Regions from separate parts of the Homo sapiens genome. Here region 1 is linked to region 2. Evidence: chromatin contacts called from ENCODE Hi-C or POLR2A ChIA-PET data. All regions are on one chromosome and are shown on one strand. Each heading gives the region's core, a stretch centred on a gene start or an enhancer-like site at or near the end of the contact. The rest is flanking DNA. Distances are from core to core; before and after follow the strand shown.

Region 1 (5,758 bases), core at 663-3,162, 470 kb after region 2:
TGTTTATCTTCAATACATACATATAGTCCGGGCATGGCATGGCGGCTCATACCTGTAATCCCAGCACTCTGGGAGGCTAAGGCGGGTGGATCACTTGAGGCCAAGAGTTCAAGACCAGCCTGGCCAACACGGTGAAACCCCGTCTCTACTAAAAATACAAAAATTAGCTGAACATGGTGGCACATGACTGTAATCACAGCTATTTGAGAGGCTGAAGCATGAGAATCGCTTGAACCCAGGAAGCAAAGGTTGCATTGAGCCGAGATTGTGCCACTGCACTCGGCTGGGACAACAGAATGACACTCTGTCTCAAAAAGAAAAAAAATGTATAGATATATATCTATGTATACACTTCCATATACATACATGTATGTGTGTATACATACATTCATATATATATGTGTGTATATACAATTATTGATCCTCTATTTAGTTTCACTGACTTCTGCTACTACTTATGGGCTCCACCAGCTATTTGATTCAGGAGTCTAAGAGAGACTTGAATTGGTTGTGGAGGGGAAGAAAACTCTGAGCAATTATAGATTCTAAATTAACCTTAGCTTCCAAATTCTCTCTTTCAAATATTTTGATCCTGTGACATTATACTCATCCTCAAAGTGAGCCACAGTCTTTTCCAGTGGATGCATCTCTTGTATCACTTAACATGACTAGCCATTAGAGAAGTTTCTTTGTGTTCAGTTAGATACTAGAGACTCCATGCATCTCATGACCATGCACTCTTTCTGTAGTAAGTAGCTAGAGAAAGCAGCAGGGTAGTATGTTGCTTATCAGAGAAGTTAATATATCCATCTTCTCTCCCCTCATTTCTTTTGCTCAAATGAAATTTGGTATTTTGATAACTAAGACACAATTTTACTTATATCTATATTTTGATAACTGGACACACTTTTACTTACATCTATACTAAAATTTGAATATCAGTTATGGGGATTTGCTAGCAATTATGCCAACAAAATAGTAGAATGACATCCATGCATATCAAAAAAGCACAACTGACATATTTAGAAACATCTCCTATTAATCCAGGTTCATTTCAACCTGAATTCTATTTAAAGTCATGAAAAAAAAGCAAGACACAACAATTATTTAATCCGAAATGTGATGTACAGTAATGATTCTCTTTCATCCTAGGACAACACATTTCATACGTGTAAGTGACTAAAGGGCAATGACTCTTTATGGATTTTCCCTTTGGTGACCTTTACAAAAAGTCTAAGGTAAAGTTCTAACTCAGTTCATTCTACCTCCCCCTCACTGCTCTAAAAGAAGTATTGGGGAGGTGTCATTTCTACAAATCAAGTTCTGACTCAGTGCCAAAAAATTTTTAAGGAACAGAATTCTATATGCAGATTGCCTAGCCCAAGACAACTTTATAGTCACCAGGACATTTTTTTTGGAGGTGGGAGGGTGCAGTTCTCTGTTAAATTTTATTATTACATAAAACATAGCCTCTTCTCTTTTTTTTTCTGTACTTGAAAAAGCAGAAACTTTTTGTCATCACATAAACTTATGGAGTCATAGAATCTTAGGATTGTAAGGGACATTATAATGTAGTCAACATTAGAAATCAGCTACTTTAAACTCTTGCTAAATGCTCCCACTCCCCAACTCTGCTGTATTTTTTTTTCCTTTAGCTGAGAATTGATTTAAGGGAATGCAAGATTCTGTGAATGCCTGAACTCTGTTTCATGTCCTACTTCTGTCTTCCTCTGCAATTTGTTTAAATGACTTTGCCAGGAGGACTTTCCAGAGGTGGGGTTTTGTTCTTGAACTCATGTGAGAACACATTCGTGCCCTACATTCTGAGGGGAGGTGATCTCGGCGGGGATTTTTTTGCTCATGGAAGAAAAATATATGAGCGCATTTTTTTCTACTGGGCACAGCTGGTAGTTCCCTACTGACTGGTGTTTGTTTTGAAGTCACGTGGCAAAGGGGGTTTCTGCCAATGTTTACTCATTACACATTCAAATATGACACCCTGACGCCCATTCACAGTAGAACTTCAATGTTGCTATCCAATTCTCTTGCCAGAAACGGAAAGTTTATTCCCAGAGTGAAAGTTGCTCTCTTCGCAAATGCAGAGGGTTTAGTGCTCAACAGTGATAGTTGAGAATTGTTGGTTTTTAAATATTAAATTTATTGAATTATTTAATTTTTACATGATTTAAGTGGACTGCTTGGCTCATTATACCTAAAATAATTCTTAGTCAGTACCGCATTTATTAAAGAATAACTTTATGCTACAAGGAAGGGAGGCTGACAACCACTTTATACATTACTACCCTGATATAACTGAAATAATTTTATGCCTATTTGGGGCCCCTCCCTGTGAAAGGATGATACACACCTGCCATATTGCATGTGGGCAATGCTGTGACTTGCTTTGGCCAATGAAATAAGGGTGAAAGCCACTTTCTATCAGAAGCCCTAGAAGCCAGTGTGAGGTCCATCAATTGCACTTTTCACACTGCCACATTACTGGCAATGATCCAGATAGAGGCTGTTCTGTCCGCTAAGTCCTGGAGTAAACACAAAGCAGACCAAACCCACAGCAGACAAGGAACATGAACAAGAAATCAATCTTTATTATAGTGAGCTCCTGAGATCTGAAGGCCATTTATTACTGCAATACAATCTAATACAACCTAGCTCATTCTGACCAATGAAGATTGTACATTGGAAAGAGCAGAAAGATCCTAAGATAAATCCTGGTTCTGCCATTAAATAATGATGTGAACTTGGACATTTGGAAAGTACCAATGACTTTGACAACTTGAACCTCAGTTTCCTCTTGTGAGAAATGGACATAATAACCATTCCCTTCCTGATCATACAGAATGGTATGGGGCTAAAATCTCATCATTTATGTTGTAAATAGTACACTGGAAAGAACTATTGCCTATATAAAAGTAAGGCACTAAAATTATAATTTCCTTTTTTAGTGAGTCGCGTGTACTGATCTTCACCTCTTTTCAACTTTCTAGTAAATAGATGTTCTGAAGTGTATCCTCGTTATAAAGTTTTAGAAGTAATCAAACACAGATAGTCATACTTTCCCGAGAATGGCACTCCTGACTATAGTGGACCATTCTTTTTTAAAAATCTAGCTTTGAGATGAATGGATACACGTGGAGTGCTGCTGAGACATATGGACACTTGCCTGGCCAGGCCAATCTGCCCGATTATCTTTTCTGAGCCATGAGCATATCATGTTCTGGCCAAACTGCTTTTGCATTCTGAAAGAACATTGTAACAGACAGAGAATACTGTTATTTATTTTACCAGGAAGAATTAGATAGTGAAAAGAGCATTAGCTTTAGAAACAGGCAGACTCAGCCCATAGTAGTCACTCAATAAATATTTGTTGAATAAATAAACAATCAGTTCAAATCTCACCAACGATTTCTAACTGTGTGGTCTTGTGCAAGATATTTAACCTCTCTGAGTGTCAATTTTATTATAATTCCTACCTTAAAAAGCTTTTTTTCTTTAAAGATTAAGGAAATGGTAGATGTACAAGGTCTATCAAAGTACCTAGTACAGATTGAATAAATGTGAACCTTTAGTTAATTAGCCATGTTCTTTTCTGGAGTGGGTGACCAATTTATAGAAAAAAAAGTGGGCTTTAGGGCTTGTTTGCAGGGCTTCATTGGTGAATGAAGTCTCTAGATTCCTTCTGAAAAAATCAATAGCATTTTGACAAGACTATACCTTCTTTGCCACAGAAGCAATACTATGTAAGTGCACCCGAGGAAAGCATTTCAAATGCTTTTGATGCACAAAAGCTTCAAGGACTCTGCCTTTGAAAAGTTTTCCTAACAAAAGGAACCACACAGCCTCCCACTGCCTGGTTTCTAGATTGGTTTTCCATCTCCTCTCAACCATACTGCCTTTATCTCTCAGTTCCTGTATCTGCCTCTTTAATATACTTGCAGGTGCTTGAAAGACCCTTCTGCAGGTGTTTCTTAGTATCAAACTTAGGAATTTATATGAGCAACAAAAAGATAGATGGCAAACTTTTAACTGATCTGCATCAACAAAGGAAGAAGAGAAGAAGCATTGGCCGGAAGCCTATTATATACATGCTGCTTTTCCAGATATTTATCATTTCATTTAATCCTCACAGCAGCTCTGCGAGATACATGACTTTATTTATTTATTTTTGCTGTGGTGATTTTAAAATGAGGATAACAAAATACAAAGAAGTTTAGGAATTTGTTCAAGGTCACATAACTAGTAAGTGGCATAGCTAGGAGTTGAATGCCAGTCTGTTTTTTTTCCAAAACCATGTTCTTTTCCTCACATTACCCTTCCTCACTGTTTACGGACTATTCACTACCTCAATGCATGATGCAACAAAGACGTCTGACAGCTTGCTGTGTTGTGGAGAGAGCCTTCAGAGCCAGGGGACCTGGGTTCTTGCACTGATAATGTCATTTACTAATTATGTGGCCTTGGGCAGATTACTTATCATCTCTGAGCTGCAAGTGCTTCATTAGTAAAAAGAGAAAAATTACCTCTTTCAAGGCAATGTCATTGTGAGGACGAGAGACAGTATATGTAGAGTGCCTGGCATAGGGTAGACATTCAATTAATGGAAGTTACTGATATTATTATTATTGTTACCCTTAATAAAGAATCCCTGAATAGGATGACGAATTCTACATAGCTGTACCTAATAAGTGTCCAATGGGTGAAACAGATATGAGTATTTGAAAGGAGGTGCAAGCAGGGAGATTGTTTTCTTGTTAGAGTAAAGTAACTGGGACAAGACTGAAACTTAATCACTAGACACTGTAAAGTCCACCAGGGCAGAGATTGGGCCTGCATTTCTTTTTCTTAGCATTGTCTTTCTAGGACCTAGGACAATGGGTAGCAAGCACAAAGTAGGTGTTCAATAAGAGTGTGTTGATTGAATGAAGGGAAGTTTGCTCTTAAAAGATGGATTTTGAAGGAGTATAAAGGAGGCTGAAGGGAATGCAAAAGGTGACTTAAAAAGGTAGGGTGGTGATATGGTTTGGCTGTGTCACCACCCAAATCTCATCTTGAATTCCCATGTGTTGTGGGAGGTACCCAGTGGGAGGTAATTTAATCATGGGGGCAGGTCTTTCCTGTGCTGTTCTCGTGATAGTGATAAGTCTCATGAGATCTGATGATTTTATAAAAGGGAGTTTCCCTGCACAACCTCTCTTACTTTGTCTGCTGCCATGTGAGCTGTGCCTTTCACCTTCCACCATGATTGTGAAGCCTTCCCAGACATGTGACACAGTAAGTACTTTAAACCTCTTTACTTTGTAAATTGCCCAGTCTCGGGTATGTCTTTATCAGCAGCGTGAAAATGGACTAATACAGGTGGTCAGAAAACATAGCATTTATAGGAGACAAAAGTGAAACAGTATGGCTGGAGAAAAGATATGGTTGTACAAGTAAATTGGGGGTCATGGAAAATGGGAGTTTCAAATACAGCCTGCCAAGTGTGCGAAGGAAGCCTAATTCAACAATCCATCAATGCAGAGACCAACGTTTGTCCTTATTATAAATTAATTATAGTACTAACTCATCTACTTATTGTGGGAATTAAATATTACATGTGAAAAGCCTGGCATAGAGCCTGGCACATAGCAGGCACTCAGAAAATTAGTTTTTTTTTTACCAATATCAACTTATTATTTATTACTTATGATGACATTTTGGTAAGTGATGTGAGCAGAAGGAACATTGTGGAGATCAGAGAAAC
Region 2 (5,977 bases), core at 566-3,065:
ACTTGGGAAAATTAGCTTAATTTCCCTGAAACTCTTGTTCCTCTTCTGTAAAATGGGGTAATAAAATTGTCCACCTCATAGGTTATTTTGAAGATTAAACAGGATAATACATGTTAATGTGCAATGCTTGGCACATAGTAAGCATCCAACAGGTAAGAACTATTAAATTATGGCAAATCCTGAATGTCAAAAGAAATTATAAATTTCCCGATGTACTAGCATTCATCTTTTCTAAGTATTTGCATGTCACATAAAAATTTCTTCTCAGCCTATCACTTTTTTTTCTCTCCTGTCCCTGGTCCAAGCAATGTTGTCCACATCCTGAAGAACTGCTCCATGAGCCCACAGTAGGACACTCTGAGGCCTGGCTCACCAGACTACATATCATGAGTGAGCACTTGGAAGTTCTAATCTGAGTGATACGGATGACATGTTCTCTGTGCCTTTGAATATCTAGTTTCTCATCTATAACACGATCTTTGAAGCTATACAAGGAGAGAATCAATATCACCTGATCACCATCTTTCGCCCTTTGAAAGGCATAAAATTCTAAGTAAGAATACTACACATCATGCTGTGTATTTTACTGCATGCATGCTAAGCCTTTACCAAACATTTTTAAAGGAAAAGAAGAATAAATTAGGATAGGAGCATTCAAAGGAACCCATAAGATGTCCCCTTAAAGAAAGGATTTATGGATAAGGAAACAAAAGCCCAGGTGGCCGATGTGATATACTTGTGGTCACACAGAGGAGGAAGTCTCCTGAAGCAAACTCAAGGGCGCTTTGTACATCATACTAATCCTACTTGTTGATTTATAAAAGTATTAGCTTCTTTATTTTCTCCTTAATTAGGACAGAGAGTAATTATCATTATTGGGTCCAGAAAGAATTATGCCAATGTTCCAAGATTGTGCATGGAACATTTGTTATGCAAACTGCTGCCCTTCACACATAGAGAGTCCCCATAGGCTATGTCCTCCTCCCTGGGGCTGCCAATGTGTCTAAATTGCTGGGAGCATCTCCCCCAGGCTTATGAACATGAGCTGCTCCTTTGATGGGATTTTGATGGCCATGAAATATCATTTAGGAGAGGGGTTAATGCCTTTTTTGTTGTTGATCTTTCACCTTCAGGGAGCATGAGCCTCTGAGAGATCTGCTTTCACGCCATATTCACAGAAAGGTTTTGCTCAGCCTGAGCCAGGCGGTTGCTGACTGCCAGGGCCAGCGTGTGCCGACTGCTGCTGTGTTTCCCAGCGCTGCCAGCAGGATCTTATTCTTTGTATCTGCACCTCCCAAACAATTCTTCCGGGGCAGCTTTGTCTGTGCCCCTCTGCTGGGCTGAAGGGCTGGTGCTTAGGGATGCATGCATCCCGCCCTTTGCCCTCATGTCTGAGCTGTTCGAATCTGATTTCCAGGGCAATTGCAGTTTGGCGGCTCCCCGGGGCATCCTCTTGAGTGGCTGCTCTGCTGTTACTGTTTGGGAGGCCTCGGAAACTCCCTTGGGTAGTTTGTCAGATGGTCTGATGAGAATAGCAGGAGCCTGTTTTCCATAGTCAGATTGTCATTTTCATCATCATTTTTGTTGTTGAGTTTCCCTTTTTAAAAAATAAAATCATAAAACAGACATACTCTTTTCTAAACAAGTGTAGACTTTTACCATGAGGGTTGGAAGGGGCCTCACTGAGTAAATACCTCTTCTCTCACCCTCGTGTGATGGCTTCTTTGTTTTGAACTTGGGTGTGCCCAAGTGGTTTTACAACCTCCCTTGGGTATCAACAGTCCTTATCCTCTCACCATCTGATCTCTCTTCCTGCTTCTGGTCCTCAGAGGGTGGTCAGACAGTGCTCCCAAGAATGGGTTGAGGTTCTGAAGGTATGTGGGCACCTAAAGATCCTAAGCTGTCAAAATGACTGCTGTCCAGGAGAAACTGACCAGACCTAAGGTTCAATCTGGGGAAACTTGACGCAATAACAATTAGCAAGTACTAGGCATTTTGCTGTGTATCAGGCCTGGAGATCAGCAGTTTACGTGAGTGATTTTCACACATTCCAAGAAATAGTTTCTTCCATTATTTCCACTTTACAGGTGAGAATATTGAGGCTCTGAAAGGCTAAATGACTTGGCTGAAGCCACATACTTAGTGGCAGAGTCAGAATTCAGTCTCTAAGGCTTTTGAATTCCAGAACTCATACTTTTAGCCATGATGGTATACAGATTTAGTTCTGGGGTCTGGAGACCATTGACAGTCTTGGAAATAAACTGTGTCTCAATATAAATAAAGGACAGATATGGTTGTGTTCAGTTCTTGGACACATTCCTTCGAACTCCAAAGGACAAGAGGTTAACCTCATGACTTTGATAGAAAACAGAAGACAGGTTGTGAGGTTTCTTGGGTAATTCTGGGTATTTGGACACCTGTTCAGTTATTCTTGGATTCTGTGATGGGGGGTGGGGGGAATATGGGGAGGCTGAGGTCATTATTGCAAAAACCATTTCCTGAGCGCTTGACTTCAGGAAATGCTGTAGCATTAAAAATACCCATTGTGTGGGAGTGATAGAAGCATGACTCACGTTTAGCAATTGTGTCCATAGGTCACAAAGGATTTGGGGAACACAGGAGATATTCACACAAGACTGTGTCTGTGGGTGGTTCATTAAGAAATTTTTAGTAGGTTGAGAAGCATGGTCGCATTTCAAAAGGAGTGACATTTAAGATTCTCCATGGAAGCTATGAGACTTGGCTCATCATTCATACATTGATTAACAAATGTCAATTGTCCGCCTACTAAGTGCAGGTCCTTGTACTGGGTGCTTTGGGATTTTGCAAGAGGAATAAAGCGTGGCTCTTGCCCTTTAGTGCAGTGTTTATGAAGTGGTGACAATGAAATAGGCTGCTTTTAAAATTTCCCCTTTTTTCCCCCTTGACACTTTGACAAAAGGAAGACTATCCCTTAAAGAAAGACATTTTGTTTTATTTTCCAGGACAAATACTATCAAAAAATCAGGTTTGTTAACTCTCAGGCCTTGTGCCTAGGAAAATATGATTATCAGGATAAAAGATTCAGGGGCATGTCCTGGCTTAGGTACCTTTTGTTCACTGTAGGGTAGAGTACAGTGAACAGTGAATACAGGGTAGAGGGAATAGGAATTTTTTTTTGTTTGTTTTGAGATGGAGTCTTGCTCTGTCGCCCAGGATGGAGTGCAGTGGTATGATCTCGGCTCACTGCAACCTCTCTCTCTCAGGTTCAGGCAATTCTCCGCCTCAGCCTCCTGAGTAGCTGGGATTACAGGCACCCACCACGACACCTGGCTAATTTTTGTACTTTTAGTAGAGATGGGGTTTCACCATCTTGGCCAGGCTGGTCTTGAACTCCTGATCTCGTGATCCACCCACCTCGGTCTCCCAAAGTGCTGAGATCACAGGTGTGAGCCACTGTGCCTGGTCAGGAATTGTTAATTAAATACTCATGGTCTTTTAAACTGGGCCAGAGGATTCTTTTTTTTGGCTTTGTTTAATATTTTGTATAAAATTGATGCATAGTAAACATGACACTAAAATACATGTACATTATGAAGTCTGATAATATAATGATCACCTGTGAAACCACCACCCAACCTAAGTACCATAATAGTTTCAATGACTTGCATTTCTTTTCATATTCTTCCTCTGTCCTTCCACCCCATCTCTGGCCTCCCCTCCTTAAAGATAGCCACTACCTTAGAATTTGCACTTACTGGATAGAGTTTAGACATTTCTTTTTTTTTTTTTTTTTTTTGAGACAGAGTCTCACTGTGTCACCCAGGCTAGAGTGCAATGGTGTGATCTCGGCTCACTGCAACCTCCGCCTCCCAGGTTCAAGCGATTCTCCTGCCTCAGCCTCCTGAGCAGCTGGGATTACAGGCGCCCACCAGTATGCCTGGCTATTTTTTTTTTCTTTTTTTTTTTTTTTGGTATTTTTAGTAGAGACAGGATTTCACTGTGTTGGCCAGGCTGGCTAGACATGTACGGATTTCAGATCCGTACATGATGCTGTGCATGAAGGGAAGCTGGTATATTCACAGAGAGGTAGCTTAGTTTTCAGGGTTTATTTTGTTGTGGCTAATAGACCTAGACATCTGTGGCTGTGTTTGTTTCCATACATGGGCATGGCCTACGCATAAATGGAATTCCTCCTGAAGAGGCTGCAGAGCACAGGGTTATGTGTGTGGGCCTGAAGTCAGGTAGATCTGGCTTTAAATCTCAACTCTTTTACTAGATAAAAGTAAAATGTATTGTATCTGCCTTGAGTGCCAGGCCCTTTGCAAATGATATCTCAGTTATTCCTATGACATTGTGAGATGTATTCATATCATCATCTTCCTGGTGAAGGAACTGGGATTCAGGGAGGTTGTGGAATTTGTTCTGTATTTCTAGCTTGTAAGAGACACCATCAGCATTAAGCAACCTTCAAGTCTTATTCAAAAGCCTCCTTTTCTTCTTCCTGTTAGAAAGTTTCCCTTTCAAATCAGTAAGAAAACCAAGGCAACCATTCTCATATGGGTTTCATCAATGCATATACATATGACCACAACTTTGGAAGTTGTGGTCAATGCAAGAAAATATTAAAAAAACTCAGAAGAGTTAATACTGGAAAACAAAATTGAAATATCATTTTTAGATGTTATGATTGTATACTTTTAAAAACTATAAGAAATAATCTAAAAAATAAAATAACTATAGGCATCAATAAAATGGACAGATGAATGCCATATATATAAATATATACCAGGAGTCCTTTTATTTTTACCAGAATAATATAATATTATCTAAATTATTTAACAATAAGAATTCTTATGAAACAGTTGCATGTCTTATCTAATAGAAACAAAAGTATAAAACTTTACTGAATAATATTAGAGAAGATGAATGGAAAGGTGTACTATTATCCTTGAAAATAATGATCAATCAGAAAGCCTTCTATCTCATTCAACAAATTTATAGGTTGACTATAGTCCACCTCAAAAATCTCCATAGGATATTTGAACTTAACATAATTGTAATTTTTATTTGCAAAAATAGATGTCATTTATTTAGCACTTACCACCCCCATGCTCACCTAAGAGCATTAACTTGTATTTTGCAAAGAGAACAGTAAATGGAGGTATATCTTCCCCCAATAAGCATACAGTTAAATGGAACAGCACAGTTCAGAAGTAAACATATTGTATATAAGAATATAACAGATAACAAGAGGCATCTTTGAAAAACAATAAAATAAAGAATTATTTAAAACAGATTGTTTAGTATTCTTATCTAGATCTCTCTTTGAAAAAATCAATTTAATACAGCAATTTAATACCCTATGATTAAAATAAATTTTATATGGCTAAAGTATTAGATAATAGAAAATATTGCAGAAAATGTAAGTTATTGATTGTCAGATCTTTGGAGAAAACACTGTCTTTTTTTAAAAAAAATTGTACTTTGAAGTGCCAGAAGAAATCACAAAGAAAAAGACTGACAAATGTGGCTACATAAAGGATTGCAAACATATGAGCAACAACAAGAAGAACAAAATAACTTAGGTCAGCAGATGGGAAAGAATCACAACAAACATGACAAACAGAGGCTATCATCTATGGTGAAAACTCCCACTGGAGAGCTGAAAGTAGTGGGCCAGTTCTTCCCAAAGTGCAGGCTGTCGGAAGGACAGAGGAAGACTAGCTTCTAGGAGGGAGCAGGGCTGGCGTCTTGGGGACCTGCTTGGGCACAGGGAAAGGCGGGGCTGACTTCACTCCCACCTAGGTCCAGTGGGTCTCTGGGGACTGGAGAATCACATTGATCCTAGGTTATGGCAGGATGTGGTTACCCAGGACTTCTGTCTCTCTCTAGGAGGGTGCTCTACTCCAGGAGGTAGAAAGGAAGGAAACACTGAGGGAGGAAACAGCCCTGGATATAAAAAGAATTGGAAGAGTTGTCCTAGAAAATCAACCTT

Evidence for each region. Hi-C counts contacts between places; a loop is a spot of excess contacts on that map. ChIA-PET counts read pairs that join two places held with the same protein, here RNA polymerase II (POLR2A). Pooled maps may share reads with other maps.
Region 1: a pooled map shows a loop between it and region 2 (4-fold over the local background). The contact joins two enhancer-like sites. A Hi-C loop is called at or near these places in 1 of 168 maps with a recorded cell type or tissue (Calu3), 1 of 37 single-sample maps with no recorded cell type and 6 of 50 pooled maps. POLR2A ChIA-PET finds 5 or more read pairs at or near these places in 1 of 52 experiments (GM10248).

Annotation. Positions count from the first base shown.
Region 1 is chr12:92,061,390-92,067,147 of GRCh38, reverse strand. All of the region lies in intron 1 of LINC01619 (long intergenic non-protein coding RNA 1619), which reads left to right. Among named protein-coding and RNA genes, the nearest start is that of LINC01619, 79 kb to the left of the region's middle. Within about 2 kb of position 1,912, at least 10 of the 41 ENCODE cell types and tissues checked have a DNase peak (open chromatin) inside an H3K27ac peak, as active enhancers do.
Region 2 is chr12:92,535,974-92,541,950 of GRCh38, reverse strand. No RefSeq gene overlaps it. Among named protein-coding and RNA genes, the nearest start is that of LINC02397, 72 kb to the right of the region's middle. RefSeq lists an enhancer at 2,803-2,852. Within about 2 kb of position 1,815, at least 19 of the 41 ENCODE cell types and tissues checked have a DNase peak (open chromatin) inside an H3K27ac peak, as active enhancers do.